2 separate regions of the Homo sapiens genome follow, and region 2 is linked to region 1. The links are chromatin loops, found by intact Hi-C in ENCODE. Cell type or tissue: heart left ventricle. All regions are shown on one strand. Region 1 overlaps REXO5 (RNA exonuclease 5). Region 2 overlaps DNAH3 (dynein axonemal heavy chain 3).

Region 1 (5,000 bases):
GAGCTCAGGAGTTCAAGACCAGACTAGGCAACATGACAAGACCCTGTCTCTACCAAAAACACACACACAAAAAAAAAAACAAAAAAAAAAAACCCAGCCAGGTTTGGTGTTGTGTGCCTGTGGTCCCAACTACTTGGGAGGCTGAGGCACGAGAATCACTTGAACCCAGGGGGCAGAGGTTGCAGTGAGCTGAGATTGCACCACTGCACTCCAGCCTGGGCTACAGAGTAAGACTCTTATCTCAAAAAAAAAAAAAAAAAAAGATTCTTACATTCTAGGAGTTGACAGAGCATGAATACCTCTGGCCTTGAAGGTGGATCAGAAGAAATTCATTTCCTAGCATAAAGTTCTTATAACATGCATCTGAGGACCATTAGGGAGATGGTCTACCTACTGGGCACCTTTGAAAGAACCGCTTTCTCTGAAAAGCAGAAACAAGTATTAGGTGCTTACATTGAGGGGAAAAAAAATCTTAGACCAACATACTTTAAACAGGCTTGTGGGTAAGCTAACAGGAACAGGTTAAAAAGTGACCACAAGTTGCCAGTAAAAGCTTTTTGGTTAAGATGTGGGCTCTGGGGAACAGACAGACTTGCTCCTCAGGGGCAGTGTATGGTGGTAGGTGGACTGGGTTTTCATGTTCTCACGTAGAATACTTAGATTACAGTCCACCATTGTTTAGGTAAACTAAGTCAAGAGTAGCCCAAATCATTGTTCTTCCTGGATGTTCCACAGAGGGTGAAGCCAGAGGAGGAAGTGCTGGGGTCAGGGAGCAAAAACACTTAAGTTGTGACTGAGACAAAGGTCCTAAGTTTGACAAGTCAGTAGAATTAAGCACCCCCTGGAAGCAGCAAATCCTGTGGTGAAGAAACCTGAACTACTCCTATCCTTTAAAAGTCACATTCTGATTTCTGTAGACATATTGATCAAACTCAGCAGCAGTAGCATGCATTTCCCCAGGCTGTGGAAGCTTGCTGTGTGACTGACTTCTCTGGGCCTTGTTTGTGCAGTTGTGTCCGTGATGGCAGCAGATACTCTTGGGAAACGTTGGGGAAAAAAGGAATAGCAAAAACAATAGAAGGTTTCCTTAGGCTGGGGTCTTGATGCAGCTCTTAATCCTTACATTTTTGGTAGCTTCTTAAATTAATATTGAAAACAACAGTAATGTATTAAACCCAGGTACTGTGCTAAATGCTTCTATATGCATTTTTGGTTGAGGTTGTCAGAATCTTTACTGAACAAGTGGAGAAAAAGTCTCAGATTAACCAATTTTCCTAGGGTCACATAGCTAGTAAGTGCATAGTCAGGACTTGTACCCTGATGGTGTGTCTGACTCCAGAGCAACTCTCCTGCCCTCAAAGCTCTAGTTCTCCATACACAAAAGTCTAGTGTTTGCATGTTTAAGTTCATACATCAGGTGGAGACAGATTCTGTGTTTGTCTTTGCTCATTTCTACCTGCTTTGCCTCAGAGAGCTCCTCAACGCTGACCCAGTTCCATGAATATTCATTACAAGGTGGCAGGGAACTAACAAGTATTGAAGGCTCCTAAATTCCAAGCACCACACCAGGTTTTTTACAACAAACATTGTTAAATAAGTTAATGTTTTGTAACTTTTTTAAACAGCCTCTGGCACCTAGCAGGTGCTACAAAAGTATGGAATGAACAAAGACTAAGACTCTTTAACAGCAACTTATAAGGGATCTAATGACAGATTGCTATTATTGATATCCTGGTTCTGTCACTTAACAGTTGTGTGACTTCAGCAAGTCATATAATGTCTATGAGCTTTTTTATTTTTTAAATGAGGATAACACTTGTACCTACATCAGTGAGCAGTTTTGAGGATTAAATGAGACAAGTGCTTAGAACAACTCTTGGCATGTAGTAAGTGCTCAGTGTATGTTTGCTATTGTCGATAGTCTTCACCAAATCCCTGTGAGATAGTAATTTAAATATTTCATAGTTTTATAGATATGCCTCATATCTCTTAATTGGTAAAGGTAGGATTTGAATCTAGACCTCTGAGACTCATCAGTGCTTTTTCCATTAAACCATCTTCAGCAGGCAGCTTTCCATAAACCTTCCTGCCCTTGCCCCATGGCACACACACATACTTGGAAAAATATCTCCTCTAACTAGGCATTTATAACCATTCATTCAACCTTATGGATAAAAACATACCTTTGTTTCTTATTTATTGCAGCACTCATGGTTCACTCTCTGGTCTAGGACTGATGGGAATAAAAGAGGAAGAAGAAAGCGCTGGCCCAGGCCTGTGTTCGTGAGTCGGCCTGCCATGTTTCCATGTGCCATTTCTTACCCCTTGTAGGCAATGGCAAAGAATGTGGTCAGGCTGTAGCCTCCCCAACCAGCAGACAGCTTTATGGAAACTTGGTATAGCAGCTAAAAGAGTTTAGTTTGTTTATATGGCATGTATAAGTTTTCAATAAATGCCTAAAGTTCAAGCATAGTATGGGGATGTCCACAGATTGTTTCTTTGTGTCATTGAGTTTATGTGCATAGGTGCGGTACAAGGTGCTCATTCCATGTAGCACCCCTATTACGTGGTATATACTGCTAAGGAAACCAAGAGGAGTGATTACTCAGAAAACCAGCCGATTATGCAATTTGTCAAAGTTGTAATGTCTGTGAAGCAAATTTCTTTAAACTGTTTTCTTATTGACAACTCTTAAAAAATTGAAGGACAATGATAGCTGAACTGAGAAATCTGGCAAGTCCACCAGGCAGTGGAGTGGAAGATTCTTTTAGTTTTTTTAACCAGCCCTGGAAACCCCTTCCATTCCACGTTTAGGAATCCTCCTTCCCTTCAGAACATGACTGCAGTGCCACCCTTCACCAGTAGGTGCCTCCATCACACCATCTCTCCCTCTAGGAACTGGAAACTTGAAATTCAGTAAAAGCCGTTTTAATCAACTCTCAAACTGATAACAATCTGTGTTGGAAAGGACATGGGGCATAGGCACCCAATTCCAAAACTACTAGAAATATTAACTGCCCTCCAGAAAAGATGAATCTGGCATACAGTATGTATCATACCCAAAAACCTCGTAAATTGCTCTGTACACTGAGACCCTGCAATTCTACAGCATTATCCTAGGATACTAGGATAGCTACACAAAAACATGTAATGAAGGAGCTATCAGAGGGTTATTACAATGGAGTTCTAGGTAGCCAGTTCTAATGTGTGTGTGAGAGAGAGTAAATAAAATCTTCGGTGAAAGAGATCTTCAAGAAGAGGCAGTAGACCTCTGGATCCAGAATGCTTGACTTTGAATCCCAGCTTTTTAAATTATTGTGTGAACTTGAATAAATTGCTTAACATTTCTGTGCTTGGGATAATAATGGTATGTATCCGAGAGGATTACAGATTAGTGAGATTATACATTCACAGTACTGTATATTATTTGTTGTATGAAGTCTGGAGGGATACAGAATAGCATGTAGTTTGAGTACACTTTTGTAGGAGAAAATATACAAAGCTATACATAGGCTTCTAACAAAACCTGCAAGGCTATATGCCAAAACGTTAATAGTATTTATCTATGGCTAGTGCCATTGACAAATCAGGTTTTAACAAATGCTTTTCTGTTGTAGACTCGATTTTTTTTAACATTCAACATATATTGCTTTTATAATTGGAAAATAATTCTTACCACCTGCTGTCAGGAGAAGAAAAGAAGAGAAAGATAATTCTACTTAAAATTAACTCTTAGGGTTGGGCAGTTGGAGCAGTGTTTAATCTTATAAATGTAGCTTCATAAGATCTGGTCCTATATGAAAGTTTAAATGTAGCTTCTGTAAGATCTGGCCCTATGTGGAACCAGAACTGAAGAGCTTGACTTGGGATCAGACACCGCAACTTGATTCAAGTCCCTTCATCAGGAGGAAAGTTCCCTAGGTGAATTGCCAACTTCCGCTGCAAGGCCCTGAGAACAACTTGAAACTGACAGTGTTGTTGGGTTCCTTCCTGCCCAGCTGAGCTCCAAAGCTGTGAGAGCTTAGCTGCTGTTTACCTCTTGAGGCTCAAGTCCTGAGAGATAAATTAAGTGTCTGCCTCGGATATGAAGAGGCCTGGGTTGGAGCTTCACCTCCCACACACACCTGAGTATTTTGGGGCAAGTCACTTAACCTCATTTGAGGCTATTTCCACAGCTGTATAAAATAAGGAAATAACTATTTTGATTATTGAGACATTTGTGGAAAATAACACAGTAATGCACTATGTGTGAATTAATTTCCCTCTCTGGGCCTGTTTCCTCACCTTTAAAATAGGGGAAATTAGTACTTCATAAGGTTATGAGGATTAAACTAGGAAAAGTCAAGATTGAGTGCTGAATAAATGACATACTATTTTACTAGGGATCATCTCCCTGTACCAAGAGCACTCCACTTGCTCTCAAGAATAGCCAAGGCCATCTTTTTCTTAGGAAAAAGGGTAGGGGTGGAGGTTTCCCCAGGGATCCAACTCCAGAACTCTGCAGAGATGGGCCTGCACTACAAGGCCTCTGAGACTTCAGTCTGCACACTCTGTTCTTTAGCCTGATGCTCCACCTTTTGGAAGCCAAAGCTGCCAACTTGGCCTCTTGCAAAACACACATTCCATTCATAAGTGCGTTTGTGCATTTTTCCTCCCACACCCTTCTAGGCAGCCAGCGCAGAGCTGCCAAGGCAGCTGCTGGAGAAGCAGCTTCTTATGGGGGAAAAGCAACTCCAAGGGCTTTTACAGAACTCATGGTTTAGGCTTTGAACACATTACTCCCATTTTCTGGTCTCCTTGACCATAGGGGGGGTTGTTCATTTCTTTTTGCCCCCCTTTTTGTAAATAACCTCTTCCCTATTAAAAGGAAACCTATTAATGAAAATTTGAAAAATACAGAAAAATTTAAATCACAACTGATCCCACCATCAACAGTCAATGACTGCCAATATTTTATAATCGATCAACTTTTTCCATGATGATAGAAATTCTATTATTCA
Region 2 (5,000 bases), 95 kb after region 1:
TGATTTTATGAAAGCCTGGAAGCCGGTCACTTTCTCTCTCAGGATTTGTTTCTCTCTTCATTTGTAGACTTAGGAGGGTGGCCTGGGTCAGGTCATCACAAAGAGTGCACTGGGACTACTAGAGGTACCCAGGATTTTAGGTGTTTCCAGGACACAGAAAAATCATGTTGAGTCACATGGTGAGAAAGTTACTCTTTCAGGTTTTGGGTTTTTTTTCATTGTTGTTGTTACTGTTTTGAGATAGTGTCTCACTCTGTCGTCCAGGTGGGAGTGCAAAGGCATGATCACAGCCTCGTGATCACAGCCTCACTGCAGCCTCGACCTCCTGGGTTCAAGTGATCCTCCTGCCGCAGCCCCCTTAGTAGCTGGGACTACAGGCACGCACCACCACACCCAGTTAACTTTTTTTAAGACAGGGTCTCACTCTGTCGCCTAGGCTGGAGTGCAGTGGCATGATCTCAGCTCACTGCAGCCTCAACAGCCCAGAATCAAGCGATCCTCCCACCTCAGCTTCCTGAGTAGCTGGGATTACAGGTGCACGCCACTGAGCTCAGCTATTTTTTTTTTTTGTATAGACGGCGTTTTGCTATGTTGCTCAGGCTGGTCTCCAACTCCTTGGCTCAAGCAATCCACCCACCTTGGCCTCCCAAAGTGCTAGGGTTATAGGCATGAGCCATGGCACCCAGCCCTCGGTTAACTTAAAAAAAATTTTTTTGTAGTGATGCGGTCTCCTTATGTTGCCCAGGCTGGCCTCGAACTCCTGGCCTCAAGTGCTCCTCCTGCTTCAGCCTCCCAAAGTGCTGGGACTACAGGTGCGATTCACTGCACCTGGCCTCTTTTCCAGTTCTGACCATCTTTCTCTTTTCATTCCTCTCAAAAAGACAGTTTCGGGTCAGTGCCAATTCTTTGACACTCACACATCTTTCTCCTTTTAACAAGAAGCCAGCAAAGCCTCAGCTCAGGGGCTTTGGCCAGCAACATCATCTGGGAAGAACTTAACAACTGTTAACGCTGGGAGCAGTGGCTCACGCCTGTAATCCCAGCACTTTTGGAAGCCAACGCAAGCAGATTGCTTGAGCCCAGGAGTTTGAGACGATCCTGGACAATATGATGAAACACTGTCTCTACAGAAAATACAAAAAAATTTAGCTGGGCATGGTGGCATGTGCTTGTAGTCCCAGCTACTCGGGAGGCTGAGGCAGGAGAATTGCTTGAGCCTGGGAGGCGGAGGTTGCAGTGAGACAAGATCACGCCACTGCGCTCCAGCCTAGGTAACCGAGCCAAACCGTGTCTCAAAAAAAAAAAAGAAAAGAAAAGAAAAACAGCAACAACAACAAACAGAAACCAAAAAACACCAACTGTTCACTGTTCAGCTTTCATTTTCTTTTTGTGCGTATCATGACTTTATGGAAATGATACTGGGTTTCCACTTATGGTTCTGATGTGCAATCTTTTAAATTAAAAAAAAAAGAGAGTTAGTTTTAAAACATTATGTAGAAAAAAAAGCAAAAGAAAAAAAAAAAGAATAAAACCCATTATGTAAATGGAGTATAGGTGATAGGTGGATATAGCAGAAAACATGAAGGTTATACAGGAATAGCTGACATTTTGGAAACACTGGTTCCCTTGCAGCTCTGGATATAAGGACTCCCGGCAGTAAGGCCACAGTGCTCCTTCCCTGCCCTTGGCCAGGAGGCTGCCAGGCCCCCACTCTCTGCCTCTTGGTCACCCTCCAATCCTGTGTGCCCACTGGATGAAGAACTGCCTGGGAAATAGGATTAAGCCCCCTTTCCCGAGCCCAGTTACCTGAGGGGACTTGCCACTTCCTCCTGACTGTCTAGGGAGGGTCAGCAGGACCCCCTCAAACAGCTGGTTGGTTTCCTGGTTGTCTTTGGTGATGTCTGCGTTCTCATGGAGGCCGAACACTTCTGGGTGGGCTGTGATGGGGAGATTCCTGAGATAGTCGATATAGGACTGGAAGGGAAATCTTCAGTTGAAATCAACGAGGGACCCCAGAATCCCACAGATGACTCCAGGCTTAGCAGAACCCAATCAGAACAGGAATCATACTGTATCAGTAGCACAGGACACACACACACACACACACACACACGCTGGGAGAACACAACCCTAGCCCTCCCTCATACAGTTTTCTGGGGAGTGGGCATGAAAGCAGATGAGACTGAATTACCTCTCGCCCACCCTGGCTTCCTCTCTGCTCCCCCAGTGGGCCTGGCTTTGGACCCAAACAGAACTGAGTTTGGATCCTAGCTCCATCCCAAACTGTCAGAGGCATTCGAACCAGAGCAACTCCATCTTGTATAGGGACTGGGTAAAATAAGGCTGACACCTAGTGGGCTGCATTCTTAGGAGGTGAGGGCATTCTAAGTCACAGGATGAGACAGGAGTCAGCACAAGATACAGGTCACAAAGACCTTGCTGATAAAACAGGTTGTGGTAAAGAAGCCAGTCAAATATCCCCAAACCAAGATGGCCACGGAAGTGACCTCTAGTTGACCTCACTGCTCATTACACACTAATTATAATGCATTAGCATGCTATGAGACACTCCCACCAGCGCCATGACTGTTTACAGATGTCATGACAATGTCAGGAAGTTGCCCTATATAGTCTAGAAAGGGGAGGAACCCTCACTTCTTGGAATTGCCCACCCCTTTCCCGGAAAACTCATGAATAATCCACCCCTTGTTTAGCATATAATCAAGAAATAACTGTAAGTATAATCAGTTGAGCAGCAACCCATGTCATTGCTCTGTCTATGAAGTAGCCATTCTTTATTCCTTTACTTTTTTTTTTTTTTGAGACAGATTCTTGCTGTCTGCCAGGCTGGAGTGCAGTGGTACTATCTTGGCTCACTGTAACCTCCGCCTCCTGGATTCAAGCAATTCTACTGCCTCAGCCTCCCTAGTAGCTGGGATTATAGGCATATGCCATCATGCCCGGCTAATTTTTTGTATTTTTAGTAGCGACGGGGTTTCACTGCGTTAGCCAGGATGGTCTCGATCTCTTAACCTTGTGATCCGACCTCTTTGGCCTCCCAAGGTACTGGGATTACAGGCATGAGCCACTGCGCCCGGCCTCCTTTACTTTCTTAATTAACTTGCTTTTGTTGTACTCTATAGACTCGCCCCGAATTCTTTCTTGTGCAAGATCCAAGAACCATCCCTTTGGGTCTGGATCTGGACCCCCTTCCGATAATAAAACTATGTACCCTTGAACTTGTCATCTGAAACCCCAGTTTCCTTATCTGTAAATAGAAAAACAAGTGTAGTTATGAAGTATAAACCAAAAGTAAAATCTTAAGACCCTCCAACCATCTGAATGGACTTCCTCCTTGTCCGGGGCACTCTAAAATTTAACCTGAAAGCCTGGTTCAGGCCATGACGGGAAGTGGGGGTCAGACATGCCTCATTATGCCCCTCCAGCATTACCATCAACACAGACCTTAAGTCTGATAAGAAACATTTACAATCTATTCTCTCTGAAGCCTGCTGCCTGGAGGTTTCATCTGCATGATAAAACTTGGGTCTGCACAACCTCTTATCATAACCCAGGCATTCCTTTCTATTGATAACTCTTTCAACCAATTGCCAATCAGAAAACGTTTAAATCTACCTATAACCTGCTGGCCTCCACTTCGAGTTTTCCCGTCTTTCTGGACTGAACCAATGGATATCCTAAATGTATTTGACTGATGCCTCGCGTCTCCCTAAAATGTATAAAATCAAGCCCTGACCACCTGGGGCACATGCTCTCAGGATCTCCTGAGGGCTGTGTCACGGGCCATGGTCACTCATATTTGGCTCAGTATAAATCTCTTCAAATATTTTACAGGGTAAGAAAGAGACTCTTTTCATCCACAGAAGGAATCAGGCCTTGGCATGTGACAGGTTGTGGTGTAATATACATATATATCTACTGGTTTTCATCCATGGTTCCTGGCTTCTAACTCCCCTAGCCCTTGTTACAGTCACCTGTTATAATGTTGGGTGTGTTAGGCCTTAGGGGCAGGCCGCAGGAAACAGAATCTCTCTGACCTTCTCTTTCCCTCCTTTTACCTGCCCCCAAGCAAGACTCAAATCTTCCCCTGCCTTTCTGATTGTGAGTCCTTTTTTTTTTTTTTTTTTTTTTTTTGAGACAGGGTCACTCTGTGGCCCAGGCTGGAGTGCAGTGGTGGGACCTTGGTTCACTGCAACCTATGCCTCCTGGGCTCAAGCGATCTTCCCACCTCCGCCTCCTGAGTAGTTGGGACTACAAGTGCATGCCATCACACCCGGCTAATTTTTGTATTTTTAGTAGAGACAGAATTTCACCACATTGGCCAGGCTGGTCTCAAACTCCTGACCCCAAGCCATCCACCAGCCTCAGCCTCCCAAAGTGCTGGGATTACAGGCATGAGCCACTGCACCTGACCTGATTGTGAGTCTTAAGACTCCACCTAGAGAGAGAGGGTGCTGCCCTATACTCTGGGGAATGTCATACAGCTTTCATAAAAACCCAAGAAGACTGGGTGCGGGGAGCTTCTGGATAGCTGACCACGTGGAGGTTCCTGGAGGGTATTTCACCCAGGGAGGGCATGGAAGTTCTCACTCCTTCCGCCATACTTCACCCTATGCATCTCTTCATCTATATCTTTTGTAATATTCCTTTAATAAACCAATAAACCTAAGTATTTCTCTGAGTTCTGTGAGCTGCTCCAGCAAATTAATTGAATTAATTTCAATTAAAGGGGGAGTGGTGAGAACCCCAACGTGAAGCTGGTTGGTCAGTTCTTGAGGCTGGGACTTGTGACTGGTGTCTGGGTTGGGGGAAAGAATTGGGGACTGAGCCCTCAACCCGTGGGATCTGACACTATCACCAGGTAGATGGTATTGGAATTGAATTAGAGGACACCCAGTTGGTGTCCACTGCTTAATGTGTGGGGAAGGGGTAACCTCCACACATTTGGTCACAGAAGTCTTCTTCTGTATTGATGGTGG

Evidence for each region. A loop is a pair of places that touch in the nucleus more often than their neighbours do. Peaks named below come from ENCODE experiments on the same cell type or tissue, not always from the same donor. Only the 100,000 strongest peaks of a DNase experiment are listed, where the experiment ranks them.
Region 2: it touches region 1 in a loop (10-fold over the local background); 33 of 110 quality-filtered maps call a loop at or near these places.

The regions. Positions count from the first base shown.
Region 1 is chr16:20,847,194-20,852,193 of GRCh38, forward strand. REXO5 (RNA exonuclease 5) reads left to right here. Exons shown (of 20, transcript NM_030941.3): 20 at 2,206-2,472. The coding sequence ends at 2,287. Among named protein-coding and RNA genes, the nearest start is that of REXO5, 43 kb to the left of the region's middle. In heart left ventricle, a CTCF peak has its summit at 2,861; DNase peaks (open chromatin) are centred at 2,848 and 4,638; H3K27ac peaks cover 2,064 bases.
Region 2 is chr16:20,942,690-20,947,689 of GRCh38, forward strand. DNAH3 (dynein axonemal heavy chain 3) reads right to left here. Exons shown (of 62, transcript NM_001347886.2): 58 at 1,807-1,974. Among named protein-coding and RNA genes, the nearest start is that of LYRM1, 44 kb to the left of the region's middle. In heart left ventricle, a CTCF peak has its summit at 2,361 (motif pointing left); no DNase peak of the experiment used is centred here.